Regions from separate parts of the Homo sapiens genome. Here regions 1 and 3 are each linked to region 2. The links are chromatin loops, found by intact Hi-C in ENCODE. Cell type or tissue: OCI-LY7. All regions are shown on one strand.

Region 1 (8,000 bases), 450 kb after region 2:
TAATAATCTAATCTAATAAAAATGAGTGGTCAATTTCCTCAACAGTAGTACAAGTAGCCCACCCACTTAAAAAAAAAACCTTACTTTTGACAATATACTTAATGTCACTTTTATATAAATAATGTGAATCATTTTTAAAAGCTGGATTGCTTAATGTGGCAAAAGTAACTTTGATGGTCTTCTATATACAGGAAATAAAGTATTCTAATACTGGACCTCTGTTTACAGAAAGAAAGCACTTAACAACCAAAAAGCCAAAAAAAACCCCTGCACTTACTGCTCAAGTTAAAAGGATTAATAGTGAAAATTTTACTACCGATATTGTGTCTGAGATTTGCTTCAAAATAATTTGGCAAGGAGGAGGCAAGTGTATATTGATGAAGCAAGACTGATCACTGTTGACACTGGCTGATAGGTATATGAATGCTCAGTATGCTACCTGATTTTGTATATATTTAAAATTGTCTAGAATAAGAAGCTTTTTAAAAGTCAAGTACAGTACCTCTAATACTTCTATTTGTCAAACTGTTGTCTTTAGCCATGCCTGGCATTTTTTACCACATAAAAATGTTTCAAGCCTCTTTTAAAAAACATGAAACATCTCTCAATAGCCCAAGTTTTCACATTTTATTTACCTTAATCAAGTTTCCTCCACTAGCACAATATCTTACTGTGACTATGCAAAGATATTTGATATTGATAAAAATGAACACTCCAAATTCTGTTGCAAAGTTGAAGTATGCAACAATGATAAAGTTTAACTGTAATACAAAAAAAGCAACAACTTTTTAAGATGTAGCTTTAATTTCAAGGGATTTTTTAATAGCTATTATAATCTAAGGTTTTACGTCTTTACAATAACTGCCATTTATTGAGGGCCTAACACATGCCAGCTACTTTATAAACAGTCTCTAATCCTAAAAACTCATTTTTCAGATAAGGAAACCGAAGTGATCTACCCGTGGTCATACTACTACTAAATGGAGAGCTAGAATTAAGGCCCAGGTTTAACTCTACATGTAGCTCTCCAAAGCTATACTCCTCTCTCATTCATTCAAAAGATATTAAACACCCACTATGTGCCTGGCACTGTTACAGGCACTGATTTACTATATGCCAAGCAATGTGCTAAGGGCTTTCTTTAAACCCCATTTAATCCTAGCAACAACTCTAAGATGCAGGTCCAATTATCCCCTTTATAGATAAGGACACTGAGTCCGAAAGGTTAAGTAACTTGCTTAAGATCACTTAACTAGGAAGTGGCAGTACTGGAGGGAGAACCCTTGACAGTATGACTCCAAAACTCTTAACCACGACATACCTCTAGGCATGATCAAATAAAACTGCCTAAACAGAACTTGGAAGAAAAAATTTGGAAAGGCTTGGGGGAATAAAGGGGTAGGAGCTGGATTACTGCAAGGTCAAGTTTGTCTTCAACAATCAAATCTAAATAAAAGGCAGTTGTTCCTCTACAATATTTACCTTAGAAAAATAAAAGAATTTTTTAAAGGCAGTTGGGATAGTAACGAAATGAGCAGTAAACTTTGCAAGAGTTCAAATCTGGGCTCTGACACTTGCTGTGGGGTCACCAGGAAGGCACCTGTCCTCTTGGAACCCGTTTCTTCTTCATATATGAAACTGAAATCCTGGCATCTCTCCTTTGGGGTTTGTAAGCATGAGGATTTGCCAGTGTAGTGGTTGACTTTATGGACTTTAGGTCATAAAAGGGTAATCAGCTGTCATCCAATGCGAACACAGTAAAAAAGGAATAAAGTTGTAACTACATTATAAATGGTCATGTCTGTAACCCTAGCCTAATTTTTGAATGTAGTACAGAAACCACCAGCCACAGTGTGAGCCGAAGCCAGTTTGTAATGTACCATCAACAGCCAGACACACATCACAACTTTAGGCCTCAGTTTCCTCACTTATGAAGTGGAGACAACTTATCTCCGAGGGCTACGCGGGGCAAGATAAATAGGTACAAAAATACATAAATATGTACCTGGCCCACAGTTAAAACGCTTAAAACACTCCAGCTCTGTCGTCTTCTCTTAGATTCTAGAAATGCCACAACTTTCTCTTATTTCTAGATGCTCTGTAGGTTCAGGGCCGTAGAGGCTGTCCACGGGCCTCACAGGAACGCACCAAAACCAGGACATCGCAAGCACAGGCGCACAGACCCAGACCCCGGCCCCGGCCCGGCCCGGCTGCAGGGCCGGGCTCCCCACATCGACAAGGACACCGGAGCTGCCCCGAGACGCCAAGAGGGCTGCGAAGAGCTGCCTTTGTACTCAGAGCCAGACGCGGCCTACGGGACGGGACCGCCACGTCTGGGGCTTGCGGGCTGCAGGGCGGCGCGGCACGCGTGGGTACACCCTGCGGGGGCGGGCTGCGGCCGCGGGGAACAGCGGCGAGAGGGGGGCCCGCGGGAGATGCGGTCCTGCCCAGCCGCGCCGAGAAGGCGGGGAAGGCGAGGCCGGAACACACCCTTCCCTGCACGCCTCGGAGCGCCCCGCCGGTTGGGGAGGGCAGGAGGCTCAGGCCGGAGCCGCGCAGGGGACACCTCCGCCCCCGCCCAGGAGTCCTGTCAGGCCGGCGCCGCGGCGCTCACCGCCGACCCACGGGCTAGCCACGGCCTGACGGGGCCTGGCCCCGGGGCGCCGCCCGCCTGCGGCCCAGTCTCCACCGTCCCCACACACGCCCCTCTGAAGAACCCGGCGCGAGGAGGTATCAGCCGGCCGGACACTACGGAAGGCCCGGGTTACCTGGGGGGTTGCTGGTGGCTGGGCAGCTTTCCGGGCGGGAGGGGGGCGTCAGGACCAGGAACAGGAGTGCGGACGCAGCGGGAGAGGGGGCGGGGGCGGTCGACCGAGGCGCCGGCAGGTACACTGGCAGGCCGAGAGGTGCAGACGCGCCGGCAGCAGTAGCGGCAGTAGCAGTGGCAGCGGTGACTGCTCCTGTGCTCCCTCAGTATCTTCCTCGGGCTGGTCCAAGATGGCGGCGCTCCCTGCACAGGGTTTCCTGTCACCCTCGCAATGGGCCGGACCACAAAAGAAGGGGGAGAAGATGCGCGCGCAGCTGGCGGAGCCCGGAAGAGGGTGGCTGAGGCCAGCCCGCTAGCCACGCCCCTTCCTCAGCCCTCACCTCTGGACTTGTCGCGCCGCCGCTGAGGCCCGCCCCACGGGCGCTCGCGCCCGGAGGGAAGGTGGAAAGCGCGTATGCGCAAGCGCAGTCGCGTGTCCTCGCCTCTTGGGGGAGCTACTGCGCAGGTCTGCGTGGAACCTGGTGGGGTGCGCCTGCGTCTTGGAGAACTAGGGTTGTCGCTCGTGGAGACTTTTGAACAATTTTTAAAGCCAACATTTACCACTTATTGGACGCTTACCGTATACTGGCCACCATGCTAAGCATGCATTTACTGCATTCATTCAACGTGTATTTATGGGGGCATTTACTGTATATACCGCTGTATGCTTCGTATATACCGGTCCTGTCCAACAAACGTCGGAGGCACGCATCCCCATTGTATCCATGGAGAAACTGAGGCTCAGGTTGGTCAACTCTCTTGTCCAAGATCACGCAGCTAGGAAGTGACCCTGCATTTCATCTCTATTTTGACTTCACTTTGGGGTTGCCTTTGACAGGGTGAGAGAAATGTGATATTTTTCACAATTTGTCTACCACCTGCCATCTTCCAACTTGCTCTGCCATAATCACTGCCCCAGAAGGTTTCGTGCTTTTCGGGTGCAGGGACACGTTTTGACTTTCTTGGACCCTGAGCACTTTTGCCTTGTGGCTTGTACATTACACACACACATATATTTCACACACATGTAAGTTAAATATATGTATAAATATTTAACATATTTTACAACTGCATTGATATAAACATGACGTATCAATATTATATAACAAAATATTTTCTCTGACCTGAAAGTTCATTTTTTTCTTCTGACTTTAAAAGAATGTAAGCCGGCCGGGCGCGGTGGCTCACGCCTGTAATCCCAGCACTTTGGGAGGCCACGACGGGCGGATCACGAGGTCAGGAGATCGAGACCATCTTGGCTAACACGGTGAAACCCCGTCTCTACTAAAAATACAAAAAAATTAGCCGGGCGTGGTGGCGGGCGCCTGTAGTCCCAGCTACTCGGGAGGCTGAGGCAAGAGAACGGCGTGAACCCGGGAGGCGGAGCTTGCAGTGAGCCGAGATCGCGCCACTGCGCTCCAGCCTGGGCAACAGAGCGAGACTGTCTCAAAAAAAAAAAAAAAAGGAACGTAAGCAAGGAGGGCTGGTAGTCTGCGCCTGTAATCCTAGCTACTGGGGAGGCTGAGGAGAGAGGATCGCTTGAGCCCAGGAGTTCTGGGCTGTAGTGCACTGTGTCACTAGATAGAGTGTCTGCACTTAAGTTCAGGAGGGAGGGACCACCCAGGTTGCCTAAGGAGGGATGAACCGGCCCAGGTCGGAGATGGAGCAGGTCAAAACTCCCGTGCTGATCAGTAATGGGATCATACCTGTGAACAGCCACTGCACTCCAGCCTGGGCAACATGGGGAGACCCTGTCTCTAAAATAAATAAATATTCATTTTTGTTGGCCCCTAAAAGTATTGGAGGCCCTAAGCCCTGTGCATACTGTACTGTGCCTAATGGATAAGGTGGCCCTGCCTTAGTTCCCCACCCCCAAATTAAATCAATCTTTCTCTTAGCGTTCAGGACCTTTTATGAACTGGTTCTGCCATGAACAAGTGAGATTTCACTGTAAAAGTGTGTGCCAGTTTGTACATCTCATATTTTCAGAGACCTGGGTTCGAATTCCTGCTCTATAATCTAATGGTATGCAGTTGTGCATGTCACTTGATTTCTGAGATTGTCAGTCTTTTCTGCAATATGAAAATAGTAATATCTCTCTCAAATAGGTCTTTGTGAAAATTAAATGGGATAGTATATGCAAAATATCTGGTATATAATAAGAAATGGAAATGATTATTACATGATAATCTAATCTAAGGTGATATTGAAATCCTTTTGCAACCCTAGAGGTCTAGGCTTCTATTTCCACATTCTTTAATAAGTATAGTTTGTTGTCACACTTTAACATTTTTGAAACTAAGAAATTTGCCTGTGCCAAGTAAAGGAGAAAACTGTGAACCAATGATCATTAATTGCCCAGGTATGAACTTAGACCTGGCTAGTAAGTTTCCTTATAGCCATTATCACCTGAAGGGAGATCTTTATGTATAGCTGATGTTTATTCAACACTTACTATGTACCAGCAACTGTCCTAAGAATCATGCATATTTTCTCATTTAATCCTTACCACATCCGCATGAAGTCAGTACTATATTTACCCCATTTTATGAATGAAAAAACTGAGTGTCATACAGATCTAAAGTCGTTTAGGTGAAAATTGGGTGGGACTTAAATCTGGCAACATGTGACCTCAGGGCTGTACTAAGCCCTATTCCATTTCCTCCCTTATTTGCTCTTGTTTCACAATAGCCAGCTTAAATGCAGGTCCCTAACTGCTGCTTTCCTATGTGAAAGACATTACACTTTGATGCAGCTTTGAACAGAAACACTCTTGTGGATGCAGAGTGCCTATCACATGCTAAGGAATGCAATTAAAAAACAGTAGGAATGGTCAATTCTTTTAATAAGTCCCAGAATTTTCAAAGTGAGGAGAGTGTATGTGACCAGTTGCAGCATAATTAAGAGGGACTGTCCATTGGGTGCCAAACATCCATTGGGGTTTCTACTTAACTTTTTTAAAAAGTTGTTTCTATAAGAAGAGATGTATACATGGAATAGTCACTGCAGCACTGTTTGTAATAACAAAAAACTAGAGACAAACTAAATGTCTATCACTAGAAAGCTGTAATAGTAAATTATAGTACATCTATATTGTGAAATACTATGCAGCCATCAAAAAGAATGAGGCCCATGTATATGTCCTGATATGGAACAATGTCTAGGAAATACTTGGAGGGAAAAAAGCAAGGTGCAGAAAACTAAATAGTATGCCAACATTTGTTAAACTATAAGAGGAGGGCAAAGAAGACATGTATGTTTATGTAACTAGACATTGAGAGGGGTTTATTCCATGTATACATCTCTTCCTATTGTCCTGGATCTGTTGCTGAAGCCCAAACTTGAAAATAAAAAGCCCACAAGGAGCTCACATTCTACACTGAAAAAACTGCCAGTGGCTGGGGCCAGCTACCTTCTAGCAGGGAATTTGAAGAGCAGTTGTTGAAGAAGTCAGCTCTTGACCAACTTCTACCTCCACTCCACTACTCCCTCACCTATTCCCCATTTCCAACCCCATCCCCACAGACACACCATCACCAGTAATCTGTGGAAAGAAAGATTGGAGACATGGGAGGGAAGTCAGCCTTTAGGGAAATTGTAATGTCATGGAAAGAGACGCCTTCTTTCTGTCCCCTCATGGAGACTGTGTCCTCATCTAGAACCAAAGGAGAGGGGCTCCAAAAGAATCACCAGTGAGGATTGGGTGTGCCTGCAGGAAGATGGGACTGACAACTCCCTGGATATCTATCTGTTTGGGCAGCACTGATCTGCTCTGCCCTATTGCTTCCTGCACAAAGGAGAACACAGATGGAGAGAGACAGCACTGGAGGGGCTTTGGATGGTGTGGGGAGAACCTTAGATGAAGAGGGGCTGAAGTTGCTTCCCCTTATCCCTTCCTCCCACCTTGACTTTCTAGTCCCAGATTGGAGTACGGCAAAGAAGTGTCCATCAGAGAGGAGTGTGGCATAATGACACAAGCTAACCATCTGCTGGAAGATATAGCAAATGTGTGAGGGGTCACCTGTTCCTGGGAAGATGCCTGGAATCCTCCAGGTGTGCAGGTTGTTTGTCACCTGCTCTGGCTTCATTTCTGCTTGTATTTTTATAAATTGTTTTGTAAAAAGTAGATGTTATTTTATCCTTCATCTCTTCCCAGAGCCTAAACAATTAAAGTCATTTTCAGATCTCTCTGTTGTGTTTATTTAAACAAAATTAATTCATCTCCTCATTATAGGCTTAATTTTATTTGTTCATTTTCCTCTTATGCTTGTGAATTTTGGTTCATAGGCTTATCTTGAATTGGAGATTCCCCCCTACCCCTATGCTTGAATCTTTTTTGTTTAGTGGTTTTGGAGTTGCCACCGAGCCACACTCAGACTTTAAAATACTGGTGTCCCAATTCCTGAAGCAGTATTGAAGATTTAGAAGAACTAATACAATTTGTACTCTAAATTTTATTACCACATGTGTGTTCTACCTAATTTAAAAAACGAATATATTTTAATGTAGTTGATTAACTTCCAGTGATACATAATTTAATTAAAAAGAAATGGTCAAAAAAGCTAGTTTAACCAAAAAAAGTTGAGATCAGGTGCGGTCATGGTGGTATGGCTGTCGACATTAACCAAAACAGAAACAGCAATTAATATACTTCAAAATTTAGTAGGTTGACAAAGAAATCAAAATCAAGGGCATGAGACTCATTCGTCTCTGGGTATGAAAAAGGATTAGATTCAACTTATCACACTAAAAAAAGGTGATGCATAAATGTAACAATAAGTACATTCTGTATTCAATTGTAAAAGAAATTGTGTGTCCATTGAAATAGTGCCCTTTCATCTCCCCATACACCTTATACCACCCCCTCCCAAAAAATATCCTCTCGTGTCACAGCTTATGAGGGCATGACATTAATGAGGTAAAAAGCAAGCTTGAAATTTTCCCAGGAAAGCACCCTACCGGAGACTCATTTATTGTCATTGAAGCATTCCTTTGGCTGACGACCAGAAGTTGGTGGTTTCGACTTAAGAGGCCATGTTACATGAAAAAAAAAAAAGAATGCATCTTTGAACTTTGTTTGTTTGTTTGTTTGTTTCGAGACTAAGTCTGGCTCTGTCACCCAGGCTGGAGTGCAGTGATCTTGGCTCACTGCAACCTCCACCTCCCAGGCGCAGGCCACCCTCCCACCTCAGCC
Region 2 (8,000 bases):
ATCTTAGGAGTGGGTGAAGCTCAATGCCTATCTATTCATTCAGAGGAGTTGCAAACTGGTTATATTCTATCTTTTTCCCATTTAGAGTTGGAATACTTTTATTAAGAGGAATTTTTCCCCATCTACTATTTGGATGCCCAAATAATATTTGCTTTTTATTTAAAGTTTAATAAGTTTAATGGAATGTTTTAATATTGGTCACTCAGGGTGTATATTCTCTTGGTATACTTTCAATTGTAGTTTCAACATTTTTAAATTTCTGAAATGTTTTCTTGAATTATATCTTTTGGCATTTGTTCTGTTCCTCCCTTACTTGATTTTCTTCTTTAGGAACTCCTATTACCTGTATGTTTGATCTTTGCTGCTTTCAATATTTGTCAATTTCCCTCAAATCTTGTTTATCTCTTCATTTCCTTTTTATTTAAACATATCTTTCTTTTTCACTGTCTTTTATCTCTTAAATCATTATCTGTTTATCTGTTATTATTATTATTTTTGAGATGGGGTCTCACTCTGTTGTCCAGCCCGGAGTCAGTGCTCAAACATGGCTCACTGCAGCCTGGACCTTCCAGGCTCAAGTGATCTTTCCACCTCAGCTTCCTGAGTAGCTGGGACTATAGGCACATGCCACCATGCCCAGCTAATTTTTTTTTTTTTTTTGTAGAGATGGGGTTGCATCATATTGCCCAGGCTGGTCTTGAACTCTTGGGCTCAAGTGATCAGCCTGCCTTGGCCTCCCAAAGTGCTGGGATTACAGGTGTGAACCACCATGCCCAGGCTGATGTATTTGTTTTTAAGTTAGTCTTGGTCTGTTTTATGGTGTCTCCCTGGTGTGTTTTCATTGTCTGTAAGGATGTTAATCTGCTCCTTCTTCGCATTTTTTTCTTAATAACTGTGTATAGAATTTGATCTTGATACTTTTATATTATTTTTATGTAAAATTTGTTTTCCTGACTTTTTGGAATGAGTGTATGTTCAGGCAAGCTTTTCAACCTTCTCAGAGCAGTCCCTCTTCTCTTATGTATGGATTCAAACATATTGCAAGTTGCTTTCTGGCATTTCCTGCCTCTGTCTTTATCCTTTCTTGAGTCTGGGCCATCTCTTACTTTCCTCTCTTGTCCCTGTCCTGCTCCCAGGAGTTTTAGCCCCAGGAGTTTTCCCTGGTGTGGGGCCTTGTCCTAAAAGAGAGCCGATCAGCCTCAACTGTTTATAAGGGCTACAGTGCTCCAGCCCTTTCAGGCGTTCTTGCCTTAGGTCCTTGTTCTCATCCACTGTTGGAGAGCCTCTCCCAGCTTCAGCTGACATTTTAGGATTGGCAGCCCAACTCTCCATTGATCACCTGTTGCCTATTTTGGATTCTCCTGTTCTCAGGCCTCTCATATACTATCTCTTTTCCTTCCTTCATTTTCCTCCTACAAAAATGTTCTTGTGGCAATAGGTATTTCGCCTCAACTACTGTATTCTGGGGCTCATGAAGTTACCTTGTACCTAGCTTTGTTGAAAGTACTGTCTGGGCCCTTGGTTTTGCTATTCAGTTGCTGGGTTTTTTGTTTGTTTGTTTGTTTGTTTGAGACAGAGACGCCCAGGCTGGAGTGCAGTGGCATGATCTCAGCTCACAGCAACCTCCCAAACTCCGCCTCCTGGGTTCAAGCGATTCTTCTGCCTCAACCTCCCGAGTAGCTGGGACTACAGGCGCATACCACCATGCCCGGCTAACTTTTTGTATTTTTAGTAGAGACGGAGTTTCACCGTGTCAGCCAGGATGGTCTTGATCTTCTGACCTCGTGATCCGCCCGCCTCGGCCTCCCAAAGTGCTGGGATTACAGGCGTGAGCCACCGCGCCTGGCCTAGTTGCTGTTCTTTGTGTGGATTTGAAGAGATTAAAAACCAGGCTGGCACCACCACCAACCTGCTCATTTTGTGTTTTCAGTTGTTTAATGATTTTTGCCTTCAAGTTCTAGCAGTGTCTTCTGTGTTCCTATATTTAATAAAGACCCGATGAGTGATACAGTTCCACCAACCATGCATCTAGGTTAGCAACCTAGAGCCAGCAAACAAAGAGTATCAGTTTATAGAAAGTCTGTATCTAGAATCCTTCTACTAGCTTACAAATCTCTTGGAGAGTTACTTCCTCTATGGAACCTTGGTTATCACCCTTAAGTAGAACTTCTTCCTTCTTGGTGCTTCCTTCATGACACCTCTTGGGTTTTGTGTGTGTACTATCCTAGGGAACCTGAGCTCCCAGAAACAGTGACCATACACGATTAATCTACATATCCCCAGGCTCCAGCACGATGCCTGATACAGAGTAGAAACCTCATACGTGTTTCCTGAAAGAGGGAGTTTGAGCTAAAAGATGCCTGCAGCTGTATTATATAACTAAAAAAAAATTAATTATTCTTAAAAAAACTCATGCTCGGCCGGGCGCGGTGGCTCAAGCCTGTAATGCCAGCACTTTGGGAGGCCGAGGTGGGCAGATCACGAGGTCAGGAGATCGACACCATCCTAGCTAACACGGTGAAACCCCATCTCTACTAAAAATACAAAAAATTAGCCGGGTGCAGTGGCAGGTGCCTGTAGTCCCAGCTACTCAGGAGGCTAAGGCAGGAGAATGGCGTGAACCCAGGAGACGGAGTTTGCAGTGAGCCAAGATCGTGCCACTACACTGCAGCCTGGGCGACAGAGCAAGACTCCGTCTCAAAAAAAAAACAAAAAACAAAAACAACAACAACAAAAACTCATGCTCACTGTGGGAAACTTAGAAAATACAAAAATAAGCAAATAGAAAATATTTTTCTCATTCTTTTTTTTTTGAGATGGAGTCTCACTCTGTCGCCCAGGCTGGAGTGCAGTGGCTTAATCTCCGCTCACTGCAACCTCCGCCTCCTGGGTTCAAGCGATTCTCCTGCCTCAGCCTCCCGAGTAGCTGGGACTACAGGTGCGTGCCACCACGCCCGGCTAATTTTTGTATTTTTAGTAGAGATGGGGTTTCACCATGTTGGCCATGCTGGTCTTAAACTCCTGACCTCAGGTGATCCACCTGCCTCGGCCTCCCAAAATGCTGGGATTACAGGCATGAGCCACTACACCCAGCAGACGTGCATGTATCTTTATGGTAGAACGATTTATATTCCTTTGGGCATATACCCAGTAGTGGGATTCCTGGGTTGAATGGCAGTTCTGGTTTTTAAGCTCTTTGAAGAATCACCACACTGCTTTCCACAATGGTTGAACTAATTTACACTCCCACCAACAGTGTATATGTGTTCCCTTTTCTCTACCTCTCCAAAGTTCATTCTTTTTTTTCTTTGATACGACAAAGTCTCACTGTGTTGCCCAGGCAAGAGTGCAGTGGCGTGATCTCGGCTCACTGTAACCTCTGCCTCCCAGGTTCAAGCTATTCTCCTGACTCAGCCTCCCAAGTAACGAGGATTACAGGCACCTGCTACCATGCCCAGCTAATTTTTTTTTCGTATTTTTAGTAGAGACGGAGTTTCACCATGTTAGCCAGGCTGGTGTCAAACTCCTGACCTCAGGTGATCCACCTGCCTCTGTCTCCCAAAGTGTTGGGATTATAGGCGTAAGCCACCAGGCCCGGTCAAAAAAAAATTTTTTTTTTTTTTTTTTTTTTTTTGAGACAGAGTCCTGCTCTGTCTCCCAGGCTGCAGTGCAGTAGCATAATCATGGCTCACTGCAACATATGCCTTCTTGGCTCAAGCAATTCTCCCACCTTAGCCTCCCAAATGGCTGGGACTATGGGCGCATGCCACCACGTCTGGCTAATTTTTGTATTTTCTGTAGAGATGGGGTTTCACCCTCTTACCCAGGCTGGTGTCAAACTCCTGGGCTCAAGCAATCCACCAGCCTCAGACTCCTAGAGTCCTGAGATTACAGGCCTGAGTCACTGCACCTGGCCATGTTATTTTTTGACTTTTTAATAGCTATTCTGACTGGTGTGAGATGGTATCTCACTGTGGTTTTGATTTGCATTTCTCTAATGATCAGTTATTGAGCTTTTTTAAATATGCTTTCTTTGGACACACACATGTCTTCTTTTGAAAAGTGTTCATGTCCTTTGCCCACTTTTTAATGGTTTTTTTTTCTTGTAGACTTGCTTAGGATCCTTACAGATGCTGAATATTAGACCTTTGTCAGATACATAGTTTGCAAATATTTTCTCCCATTCTGTAGATTGTCTATTTACTCTGTTGACAGTTCCTTCTGCTGCCTACTGATGTCTTAGCATGACATGCCCTATGATAACTGGAAATAAAGTAGAAGGCAAGTACAGTATTAGAACACATTTAGGCTGGGTGCGGTGGCTCACTCCTGTAATCCCAGCACTTTGTGAGGCTGAGGTGGGCGGATCACCTGAGGTCAGGAGTTTGAGACCACCCTGGCCAACATGGTGAAACCCCATCTCTACTAAAAATAACAATTAGCTGGGCATGGTGGTGTGCGCCTGTAATCCCAGCTACCTAGGAGGCTGAGGCAGAATTGCTTGAACCTGGGAGGCAGAGGTCACGCCACTGCACTCCAGCCTGGGCGACAAGAACAAAACTCAGTCTCAGAATGTGCAGTAACCTTAAGTGCAAGAAAGTCCTTGGTATAATTAAACGTCTTCTACAGCAACGGAATCTGGCTCTCATTACTAGCTGCAACTCCCAAATTTTCCACTAGGTGGCAGAACAGGCTAGATAATAGCCGGGGGTTCTCAACCTTAGTGGGCATCACAAACACCTGTGGGTCTTCAGCCCCAAAGTTTGATTCATTAGGTCTGGGTGTGGCCTGATAATTAGCATTCCTAACAAGCTTCCAGGTGATGCTGATGTTTCCAGGTGATGCTGGAAGGAAAGTACATTTTGTGAACACTGGATTACAGAAAATCAATGTAGACCAACCCAAGGCCCATTCACCCATCCATCCATCCATCCATCCTTCCTCCAGTTTACTTTGTAGTTCTAGGTGATGTGAGCACAGAGAAGAATGAGACATGGTTTGTTCTCAAGACATAGTCGGGTGAGGGAGAAAAGGAAAATGAAAAAAATAACTCTTAGTCTATTATTTCCACCTCTCCATTTCTTCCAATATACAGACTTCCTAAGTGTTGTTTTTCTCTTCTTCTGTCAAATAGAGTTTAAGCCTTGTGCCCTTAAAGCCTGAAAGATCAACTAGCCCAAGAGCTGCCTTACATGGCTAAACCTGCTGAACTAAGAAACTCAGGAATGTTTGCTATCCTATAAAAAGTTTCAGATAGAAAATCTCCTCTCTGAACTTAGAAGCTGGAGATATAAAAGCACACCTGACACCCTCGAGTCTGCATTGAGTAAAAATAAAACACAGGATTACTATGTTCTTAGAATCTGTGCTTGGCTGCTTTCCAAAATGAATTCCTCATTTTAAACTTCAATATATATTATGGTTAATTTGGGGAAAAAACATTTTGACTCATGACTGTCCATATTTTCCTTTAAATAGTATTGTTGACTAGCTCTAATCTTTGGTACTGGGTCTTACTAGATCTACTTTTTGCATAATTTGTGATGTACCATATAAACCAGTAATATGTAAACAGATTGTGTATAGGTTTACTTGACACAAATCCTTTTTATGTAATGAAAGAACACTTCAACGCATGTCTTGGGTTGAACTATTATTTCTAAATCAGTGATAATTAGATTAGTGAAATTTTATTTATAGCCATAATTCATCTCGACCAATGATTTCACAAGTATTTGAAAGTGTAATGGGTAAAAGATGCAGACAGAATTCAAGAGATACAAATAAGCACACATAAAAATATGTCATTTTCTCTCTAGTCCCCTCCCCCATAAAAATGTTGTCATGTGTTAAAGAAATGTCAGTTAAAGCAACCTTGAGATACTTCCTTTATATCTATTAAATTGGCAAACATGTTTAGAAATGTTCTTTCTTGACTCGGGCAGTGGTTAGACAAGTGTTCACTTCATAACTATTCGACAAAACTGTGTGTTGTATGCACTCTTCTGTACCTGTAACAGAAAATACTAAGAAAAAATTCCACTGCTTTTGCGAGTAAGTCTTCTACTGGAACTTGTTCTAAGGAAATATGCACAAAGAAGTTCTCTGTAGTATCTTCTAAAAAGCAGAACTGGAAACTACCTAATTATCTACCAAAACAGAAATGGTTTAGCAAATTACAGTAATGAAGGAAAATTACAAAATATTATGGTAGTTGTAAAAACCTAAAGCACATTTTTGAGAATGTATTACAAAACAATGATTTGCAGTACATAAATCCATACACATGTGCATAAGGATTAGAAGAGAGTATTAAAAATCGTAATGATAAAGGAGCTCTGGGTAATTTTCTCCATAAGTTTTTATTACTGTTAGATTATCTTTACCACAGAGAGCACAGAACATGTGGTTAAAATGCAAAGGACAGGAACATCCCACTGGCAGGGACTACTCATGTCTAATCACAGTGTGATCATTAAATATTCTCTCCAAATGTACTCAGAACACTTCAGATGTTTACAGGATATGGCAGAAGAGGGACGTCTAAGAGAGGAAAAGCTGTGTGGAATTGATCTTTCATTTGCTTCTGATCTTTTATTTTCAATTTTAGATGCTCTGGAAGTTATTTTTCTTCCAAGTTTAGATAGCTCTTAAGACAATCCATGGAATTCATTAAAATCTCAATGAATTCCTACTCTCAATCTTACAATGTTGCTGGGGAAACCAGGTATTCACTTGTATTTTGGAAAAAACTGAGAATCAAGGATGAAAGTTAATAGTTGTCTACTGCAAAAGGTACAACAGTATTTATTGCTAAATGAACTGCACCACTAACCTTACACAAAAATGCTCAGTGAGGCTGGAGTGGGGTATGGTGGTCAGCAGAGGCTTTAAAGATAGTGGGAGATCAATGGGATTAAAGCCTGGCCCTAGGACTGGTGGAAAGGAACATCAAGAACTTTCCACGAGGATGGGAGATTAACACCCAAAGCGCAAGGGTGGAAATAAATAGAGGAGCAAGAACTGTTTGCTCGAAGAAATTAGCTAGGGCTCCATGATGTTAAGGAATCCAGATGTGCCCTGATGGTAACGGAGAGTTACCAAGATTGAACAAGAGCAAGTAAGTGCTCAAAGAAGTGGTTGGGGAGACTCCCTGGAAGCAAAGCATAAGACAGGTTGAACAGTGCACACAAGTGGTGAAGGCAGAAGGCAGCAGTCGGGATTTGAAGAGACTTGAAATACAGAAAGAACAGACAAACATGAAAACATGGAAAAAATCCAGGTGTGTGGGGGCTGAAAATCAGGGCTTCAGCCTCACCACTTACTATAACTCCTCTAGGCAATGAATCACTTTACCAAGCCACAGCTTTCTCATCTGTAAAACAGGAATGACAATCTGCCCTTAATGATGCTGTCAGGGGATCAAAGGTGCAGGGCCGTGGTACTCAAATGACAAGAAGCCCCGTAAGTTTAAGTTAGTAAGAAAGAACTCATGCAAAGATGTGCTGGATAGACACATCCTTGGGCAAAAGAGAGGAAGACTATTCCAAGGTCTGGAAGCAAAATGGGACTTTTACCCACCCCATCCCTTCATTTGCAACTATTCATGAAATTCACCAAAATTATTTCCTTGTGTTTTACCTTTATTGTTTTGCTTTTTGGATCACCTTCAGAAATGGTTATATTGTTGAGTTTACCTTCTAGAAGATGCAGAAACAGTAAAAAAACAGAGCCACCTCAGATCACTCAAGGGGTTGTTCTATTTTCAAAAACACACTGACTTTTGAAAAGTCCCTGCATTGGTTGGATAAAATGTCTGAAGTGGTTGGGGGGAAAGCAAGACAAAGTCTTAACTACAGAATATATTTTTAAGGAAATGCAGCTTTATTACTTTCAAGTACAAACAATAACTTGGGCTTGGCTAACCAAATTTGCCTAATTGAGGGAATCTGCTTTAATGTACAGATATAAATGATTTATAGTTAACACAATCACTCACG
Region 3 (8,000 bases), 560 kb after region 2:
AATTACTGTCATCAGGGATCTTAAATGCCTGTTTACCCAGAGCCTTGCCAACTGGATATTGTTAAACTTTTGAATTTTGACTCTTAAGATAGAACTTTTTTTTGAGCTTGGTTGAACTTTTTATTTTAGAATAATTTTTAAGTTTACAGAAAAATTGTAAAGATAGTACAAAGAGTTCCTATATACCATTCACTCAGCTTCTCCTTAGCATCTTAGCATAACCAGGTACATTTGTCAAAACTAAGAAATTAACATTGCTTCAGTACCATTAACTAAACTATAGACTTTAGCCAGATTTCCCCAGTTTTTTATTCTAGGTTCCAATCCAGGATACCAGATTGCATTTAGCTCTTTTTACTTTTCTTTTTCTTTTCTTCTCTTTTATTTACTTATTTATTTTTGAGACAGAGTCTGGCTCTGTTACCCAGGCTGGAGTGTAGTGACGCAATCATAGCTCACTATAGCCCCGACATCCTGGGCTCAAGTGATCCTCCCACTTCAGCCTCCCAAGTAGCTGGGGCCACAAGCAAGCGCCACCACACCTTGCTACTTTTTGTATTTTTTGTAGAGATGGGATCTTGCCATGTTGCCCAGGCTGGTCTTGAACTCCTGGGCTCAAGCCATCCACCCACCTGGGCCTCCCAGAGCGCTGGGATTAAAGGTGTGCGACACTGTAACCGGCCTCTTCTCTTTTTTTTGAATAGTAAAGTTGAATACATTTTCAGCAAACTATGCAGTTCCCCTCTGCACCCAATTCCCCAAATTTTATCCCGCCCTCCCTTCCCATGTGCAGTTTGTGTTACCCCTGCGTGTAGGTCAGCAGATGTGGTTCTGACAAAGCAGAAAACGAAAAAGAACCTCTAAATGTGTGCGAGAGGAAGCCCAGGTGTTACTCTACAGGGCCATTTGGGACAGGGGGTGGGGCAAGATGGTGGAAGTCTCAGGGCTGGGCGGCCACAGACACTCATGTGCTGGTTCCTTCTGCTTCGTCCCCTCAGGTCTCCAATGGTGCAGGGACCATGTCCGTCTCCCTCGTGGCTGATGAGAACCCCTTCGCCCAGGGGGCCCTGAAGTCAGAGGACTGCTTCATCCTGGACCACGGCAAAGATGGGAAAATCTTTGTCTGGAAAGGTACTGGAGACAGGGAAAGGGTCCCAACTGGCCTGTAGGATCTTGGATGGGATGTTCTGCAGCTCCCAGGAACTCAGCTCCCGGGGAGTGTGGAGTGTGCCTGGTGCAATGGAAATCAGAAGTCTTGGGCTGAGGCCTTGGTTTTGCATTTGACATACTGTGTGATCTTGGGCACTTTACTTACCCTTTCTGGGCCTCAGATTCCTGATCTGGGCTAAAATGGGTGTTTCCCAAGTGCATTATAACGTCAGTTCTCTGAGAGGCTAATTGGCATCCTGTAGAAATTATGTAGAAAACATCTAACTGTATGGTCAGATAAATTCATGGGCAACAGTGGATTTTAAAATGTTCGAGTTTGTTTACTGTAGGACTTTTAACTTGTTCATTTACAGGGGGGCTTTTCATGAAGATGATCTGGTTTGGGAAATGCTAAGCTAGAAGTTCATAAACTCTTTCGGTACTATCTTGTGGGAATTCTCTTGGAAACCATTGGCCCAGATGTTTCCCAGAGGCCCTGAGATGTTCTGAGAGGACCCATCAATATCCTCCCCTGATTCTCTAAGGCTCATCTTGGGGAAGAGGACAGAGGAGAGGGAGGCAGTAGGAGGACAGAGAGAAAGGGAGACGGTGGGGAGAAAGAGAGAGAGAGAGACACTATTATGATTATTACTCTCTAGGCCCCCTGGGCCCTGGGCCAGCTGATCTGGACCTTGGCCTTGGCAGTGAGAAGGCTGGGACTGAGGCCCAGCACTGGCTGGCCAGGAGCTCCTTGGCACGGGAATGCCCTCAGGGTGGCAGCTTCTCACTCACTGAGTAACCTAGGTCAAGTAATTTAATCTCTCTAAGACCCTAGCTTCCTTATAGATACTCAGAAAAAGATAACAACTTTTTTTATTACTTAAGACTATTCTGTGAATTAAATAATCTATGCATAGTTCTAAGCACAAAATACATGCTCACTAAATGGACCACAGTAGTGTTGTGATTGGTGTCACTGGCCAGCCCCAGGCTGGACACCAGGAGCTCTAGTGAGTGGTCGGCTCTGGGGGTCTCTGGCCTTGGCTGTCCACAGTCTAAGAAGAGTAGGGAGGGAAGTTTGGCAGCTCCTTCTCCTGGACTGTTAAAGGTCAGGATGCAGCAGGATCCCGGGCCTCTAACCCTCCATCACTTCCTCTGGCTGCCAACAGGCAAGCAGGCAAACACGGAGGAGAGGAAGGCTGCCCTCAAAACAGCCTCTGACTTCATCACCAAGATGGACTACCCCAAGCAGACTCAGGTGAGTCTTGGAGGCCAGGTAGGATGGGAAGGGGTGGGTCCTGTTTGGAGGGGATGGGCTGGAGTAGGGCGGGTGTCCCACCCTCAGTGTGGATGGGGTATCTGAGGCTCCCCTGGGGACCCCTGCTGGGCAGCCCAGCCACATCCTGCTCCTCTGCCTCCCCTCCCCAGGTCTCGGTCCTTCCTGAGGGCGGTGAGACCCCACTGTTCAAGCAGTTCTTCAAGAACTGGCGGGACCCAGACCAGACAGATGGCCTGGGCTTGTCCTACCTTTCCAGCCATATCGCCAACGTGGAGCGGGTGCCCTTCGACGCCGCCACCCTGCACACCTCCACTGCCATGGCCGCCCAGCACGGCATGGATGACGATGGCACAGGCCAGAAACAGGTACGTTTAGGGCGTGGGGTGGGTGTGTCCAGGCCCCTCCCTCACTTTCCCCATGCACTGCCTCTTGCTTCCCCAAGGAGGTTTCTCTCTGAGGTTTGCACAACTTTGGTAGCTGAGATTCTTTGGTGTTACTTAGTTTTTACAGCCAATGCACCCTGTGTATCAGGCCCTGAGCCAAGTGTCTTGGCCCCACCTTGCCCCGAGGAGTGCCTGGTCTGGGAGGGGAGTTGACCATAGCCACAGACCTGTGTGATCAGTGGAAGATGGGAGGGAGCACAGGGGATTGTGCAGACACAGGAAGCAGTGGGGGTGGTTGGTCAGGGCAGCCTGCACAGAGATGGGAACCTTTGGGTTGGGTCTCAGAGGAGGAGTAGAGCTTTGCTGCCGGAGAGGAAGAGCGGAGAGTGATGGGCATTCCAGGAGGGACTCGCTATGTTCGGAAAGGAGGGAGCTATCCCAGGGGGCTAGTGCTGATGGCATCCCCAGGGAGGGGCCTTGAATGCCAATTTCAAGGGTGTAGACTTGATCCTCTAACCAGTGGGTGCTAGTGAGGGGTTTTTCTTTTTATTAAATCAGACATGCAACAGGCTCAGATTTATGCTTTATCTTTTTTTTTTTTTTTAATAGAGACAGGGTCTCGCTATGTTGCCCGGGCTAATTTCAAACTCCTGGGCTCAAGCAATCCTCCTGCCTCGGCCCCCCAAAGTGTTGGAATTACAGGCATGAGCCACTGCGCCCGGCCACCTGCTTTAGAAACTCACTGTGAAAATGGGTTGGAATATGACTCCAGGATATCATTAGAAGAAAAAAATCAGTTAAAAAATAAATAAAAGAAAAATAAAAAGAAAACTAAGAAAATGGATTGGAGGCAGGAAAATGAAGGTAGAGAGCTTATAAGGAGCTTGTTCTAATACTGTAGGGGAAAGATGATGACCTTGAGACTAAGAAGGTCACAGTGGAGAAGGGGAAGAGGGGTGTGGGGTTCAGAGGTGTTTAGGAGGTAGAATCCGCCTCAGGCAAACTTGACTCCGTTCCTAATGATAGGAATAACAAAGTGTTCATTTTTATATATTATTGTTTTTGGTTTGGTGCTAGCATTCATTTGTTGCTTCAGTGGCTAGGGAGAATGCAATGAAAATATTTCGGGTGGGGCGGTGTGGTAAGACCCCTGGCAGCCTGACTGTGAGACTTTGGGCAAGTTACATAACCTCTTTGAGCTTCACTTTCTCACTTGTAAAGTGGGGTTTCATCCCACTCCATCACCTTCAAGAATGTTCAAAATCCAGAGATTCTAGGATTCTGTTTCCCAGGACTTGGACGACTCCGTGTCTCCATAGCTCCACCAGGTGGCGCTGCCGGGCCTCGTGACCACTTGGAAAAAGCAGTGTCACCAGAACGCTGCGGAGACCTGCCAGCAGGGGTCACACTGAGGTTGCCTCGTGGTGTCCCTGCCTCTGCAGGTGACCTATGAAATTCCTGGCAGGCCCAGCACAGTGGCTCACGCCTGTAATCCCAGCACTTTGGGTGGCCGAGGCGGGTGGATCACCTGAGGTCAGGAGTTCGAGACCAGCCTGGCCAACATGGTGAAACCCCGTCTCTACTAAAAATACAAAACTTAGCTGGCCATGGTGGCAGGCACCTGTAATCCCAGCTACTCGGGAGGCTGAGACAGAAAAATTGATTGAACCCGGGAGGCAGATGTTGCAGTGAGCCGAGATTGCGTCATTGCATTCTAGCCTGGGCAACAAGAGTGAAACCTCGTCTCAAAAAACAAAAAAAAAAAAAAGAAAAAAAGAAAGAATCCAGGCAGCTCAGTAACAATAGAGGTAATGGTGATATTAGTAAGATAATAATAATAATTATGACAATAAGAGCAGCTGCCACCTACAGAGCAGTCCCTTTGTGCCGGGCCCTGTGCTAGACTTTCACGAGTAATCTCGTTTGAGCCTCACAGTACTTTGAGGTAGGTACTATGATTATCCCCATTTTTCAGATGGGAAAACTGAGGCTAAGAGTGGTTAAGCCAGTTGTCTGAGGTCTCATGGCCCGGAAGGGGATGAGGGGCCTGATTTGGGGTCTGTGTCTGGCTCCTCCCCTCACTGTACTGCATTCCTTTGGAGCTGCCTTGACGATCCTCAGCGAAGGACAGACGGGCTGGGGCAGGGCATGGTATGAGGAGCCCAGGCAGGAACCCTGACCCAGAGTCCCAGCCCTGCCTTCTAGTGGCTCTGTGAGTTGGGCAAACCATTTAACTCCAGTCCGAGCCCAAGTGATTAAAAGTTCATCCCATGGCCTAACCACAACCTACCACACTGCGGTTTCCTGGCTTGCCTGAGCTGGGGGGTGGGGGTGCTGCACAGCATCTGACTCCAGCTTTGCTCCTGCAGATCTGGAGAATCGAAGGTTCCAACAAGGTGCCCGTGGACCCTGCCACATATGGACAGTTCTATGGAGGCGACAGCTACATCATTCTGTACAACTACCGCCATGGTGGCCGCCAGGGGCAGATAATCTATAACTGGTGAGGTTCTGGGGCCATTGGTGTGTGTCGTGGGGGTACTGGCTGGGCCCTGAGCAGGGCTGAAGACAAACTGAGGGTGTGAGGGCCTGAGGTGGGACCACCACTCCCTGCTGGGAGAGGCTTTTGTCCACAGGGCAACACCATTTGCTTATTTCTCCAAACAACTTTGAAACTCTTCTTACCAAATGATTATACATCTATTGTAGGATATAGTGAATGTGGAGAAACAAACAGAACATCTCCCACAAATCCATGACAAGTACTAGGCACACTAGGGTTTATCCTCCCACACATATTTTTCAAGCCAAAATTTTTTTAAATTTATATTTGTTTATTTATTTATTTATTTATTTATTTTGAGACAGAGTTTTTCTCTTGTTGCCTAGGCTGGAGTGCAGTGGTGCGGTCTCGCTCACTGCAACCTCTGCCTCCCAAGTTCAAGCAATTCTCCTGCCTCAGCCTCTCTAGTAGCTGGGATTACAGGCACCCACCACCATGCCTGGCTAATTTTTTGTATTTTTAGTAAAGACGGGGTTTCACTATGTTGACCAGGCTGGTCTCGAACTCCTGACCTCAGATGATCCATCTGCCTCAGCCTCCCAAAGTGCTGGGGTTACAGGAGTGAGCCACCACACCCAGCCCCAAAATTATTTTAAAACAGAGAATACATTTACATGGTTCAAAAATCAAAACAGAATATAAAGGTATTTATTGAGAAATCTTATTCCCACCCCTGTCCCTCTCTACCCCATTCTCCAGACCCCACCCCTTCTTGGGTAACTGCTTTACTCTCTTGCATATCCTTCCAGTAACTCTTCGTGAAAAAAAATACATATGCAAATAATTTATAGCCTGGTCCCTCCCTTCCTTACACAAAAGGTAGCATACTTTGTATATTGCCCTGCACCTTGCTTTTCTGACTCCATTCTTCCTAGAGATCAATAATGTCAGTACATAGAGACAGAGAGCTTTCTCATTCTTTTTTACAGTTGCATAATAGTCCTTTGGGTGGCTGTACTATAGTTTATTTAACAAATTCCTTGATGATGCATACTTGGGTTGATTCCAGTCTTTCTCTATTACAAACATTGCTGTGATTAGTAACCTTAAACAAACATCACTTTGAACATGCAGAGACATGCCTCTAGAGTAAGTTCCCAGAAGTCAGATTGCTGGGTCAAAGAGTAACTGCACTTGTCATTTTGGTAGATAGCCCCCAATTTCCCTCGATAGTGTTCGTAGCATTTTACATTCCCACCAAGCAACCTGTGAGAGTCCCTGGTTCCCTATAGTCACACTCGTGGATTGTGTGGTCAAACTTTTGGGCGTTTGCCAATCTTATGGTTTATAAAATGGTGTCTCAGTGTATTTTTAACTTGTATTTCTCTTACTATACAGTCTAAAACTTTTTGTCTGATTATTGACTGTTGGATTTTTTTTTTTTTTTGAGACAGGGTCTTGCTCTGTTGGCCAGGCTGTAGTGCAGTGGTACGATCTCTGCTCACCACAACCTCTGCCCCCCGGGGCTCAAGCAATTATCGTGCCTCAGCCTCCTGAGTAGCTGGGACTACTTGCCACTACTCACCACCACACCCGGCTACTTTTTATACTTTAGTATGGATGGGGCTTTGCCATGTTGCCCAGGCTGGTCTCGAACTCCTCTAAGCGATCTGCCTGCCCCAGCCTCCCAAAGTGTTGGGATTATAGGCATGAGCCACCACGCCAAGCTGGATTCCTTCTTTTTTTAAACTTATTTTGAAATAATATTAGACACTTGCTGAAAAGTTGCAAAAATAGTACAGACAGTTCTCATATATCCATTACCCAATGGAATATTCACCTATGTTCACATCTTACATAACCCTTACATAACCATAGCACAATTAACAAAGCCAGGAAGTGAACATTGACACAATACTACTTACTAATCTATAGGCTTTACCTAAATTTCCTCAGTTTTCCCATTACCGTTTTTTTTTTTTTTTTTTAGACAGAGTCTTGCTCTGTCGCCAGGCTGGAGTGCAGTGGCATGATCTCGGCTCACTGCAACCTCTGCCTCCCAGGTTCAAGCAATTCTCCTGCCTCAGCCTCCTGAGTATCTGGGACTACAGGTGTGCGCCAACACACCCAACTAATTTTTGTATTTTTAGTAGAGACGGAGTTTCACCATGTTGGGCAGGCTGGTTTCGAACTCCTGACCTCAACTGATCTGCCTGCCTTGGCCTCCCAAAGTGCTGGGATGACAGGCATGAGCCATCGTGCCCGGCCCCCACTACTGTTCTTTTCCTGATCTAGGATCTAACCCAGGATCCCACATGGCATTTACTCATCATGTCTCCAAAGTCTCTGAATCTATGGCAGTTGCCCGGTCTTTCCTTTTTTTCATGCCCTTAACACTTTTAAAGGGTACTAGTCAGTTATTTTGTAGAATGTCTCTCAATTTGACAACCCCAGACATTTAAAAACAGCTTAATTTTTTTTTTGACTAGATAACACATTCACCTGGTACAAAATGTGTGAGAAGACTGTTTTAAAAATTAGCTGCATCAGCGCATTAATAGGTCAGATTTTGTTTGCTTATACGACGACATATGTTGGTTATGGAAAACTTAGACAATATGCAAAGAGGTGGGATAGAAAGGCAAAATCCCCCTAAATCTTCCCTCTAAGAGCAATCACCATGGAC

Evidence for each region. A loop is a pair of places that touch in the nucleus more often than their neighbours do. Peaks named below come from ENCODE experiments on the same cell type or tissue, not always from the same donor. Only the 100,000 strongest peaks of a DNase experiment are listed, where the experiment ranks them.
Region 1: a loop joins it to region 2, with 2.6 times the contacts of the local background. A loop is called at or near these places in 7 of 110 quality-filtered maps.
Region 3: it touches region 2 in a loop (4-fold over the local background); 7 of 110 quality-filtered maps call a loop at or near these places.

What each region holds. Positions count from the first base shown.
Region 1 is chr9:121,198,871-121,206,870 of GRCh38, forward strand. RAB14 (RAB14, member RAS oncogene family) reads right to left here and starts at 2,999. Exons shown (of 8, transcript NM_016322.4): 1 at 2,769-2,999. It also overlaps a transcript of GSN not described here and the pseudogene RN7SL181P. RefSeq lists silencers at 2,181-2,430, 2,451-2,920 and enhancers at 2,613-3,112, 2,931-3,150, 3,421-3,580. In OCI-LY7, a CTCF peak has its summit at 3,276 (motif pointing right); DNase peaks (open chromatin) are centred at 2,521 and 3,111; H3K4me3 peaks cover 4,184 bases; H3K27ac peaks cover 3,064 bases.
Region 2 is chr9:120,751,334-120,759,333 of GRCh38, forward strand. It overlaps FBXW2 (F-box and WD repeat domain containing 2), which reads right to left. Exons shown (of 8, transcript NM_012164.4): 8 at 5,641-8,000. Among named protein-coding and RNA genes, the nearest start is that of FBXW2, 38 kb to the right of the region's middle. In OCI-LY7, CTCF peaks have their summits at 4,677 (motif pointing right) and 4,893; a DNase peak (open chromatin) is centred at 4,688; H3K4me3 peaks cover 319 bases; H3K27ac peaks cover 2,361 bases.
Region 3 is chr9:121,316,088-121,324,087 of GRCh38, forward strand. GSN (gelsolin) reads left to right here. Exons shown (of 18, transcript NM_198252.3): 8 at 999-1,131; 9 at 2,319-2,407; 10 at 2,578-2,793; 11 at 5,181-5,314. Among named protein-coding and RNA genes, the nearest start is that of GSN-AS1, 35 kb to the left of the region's middle. In OCI-LY7, CTCF peaks have their summits at 4,148 (motif pointing right) and 4,348; a DNase peak (open chromatin) is centred at 4,174.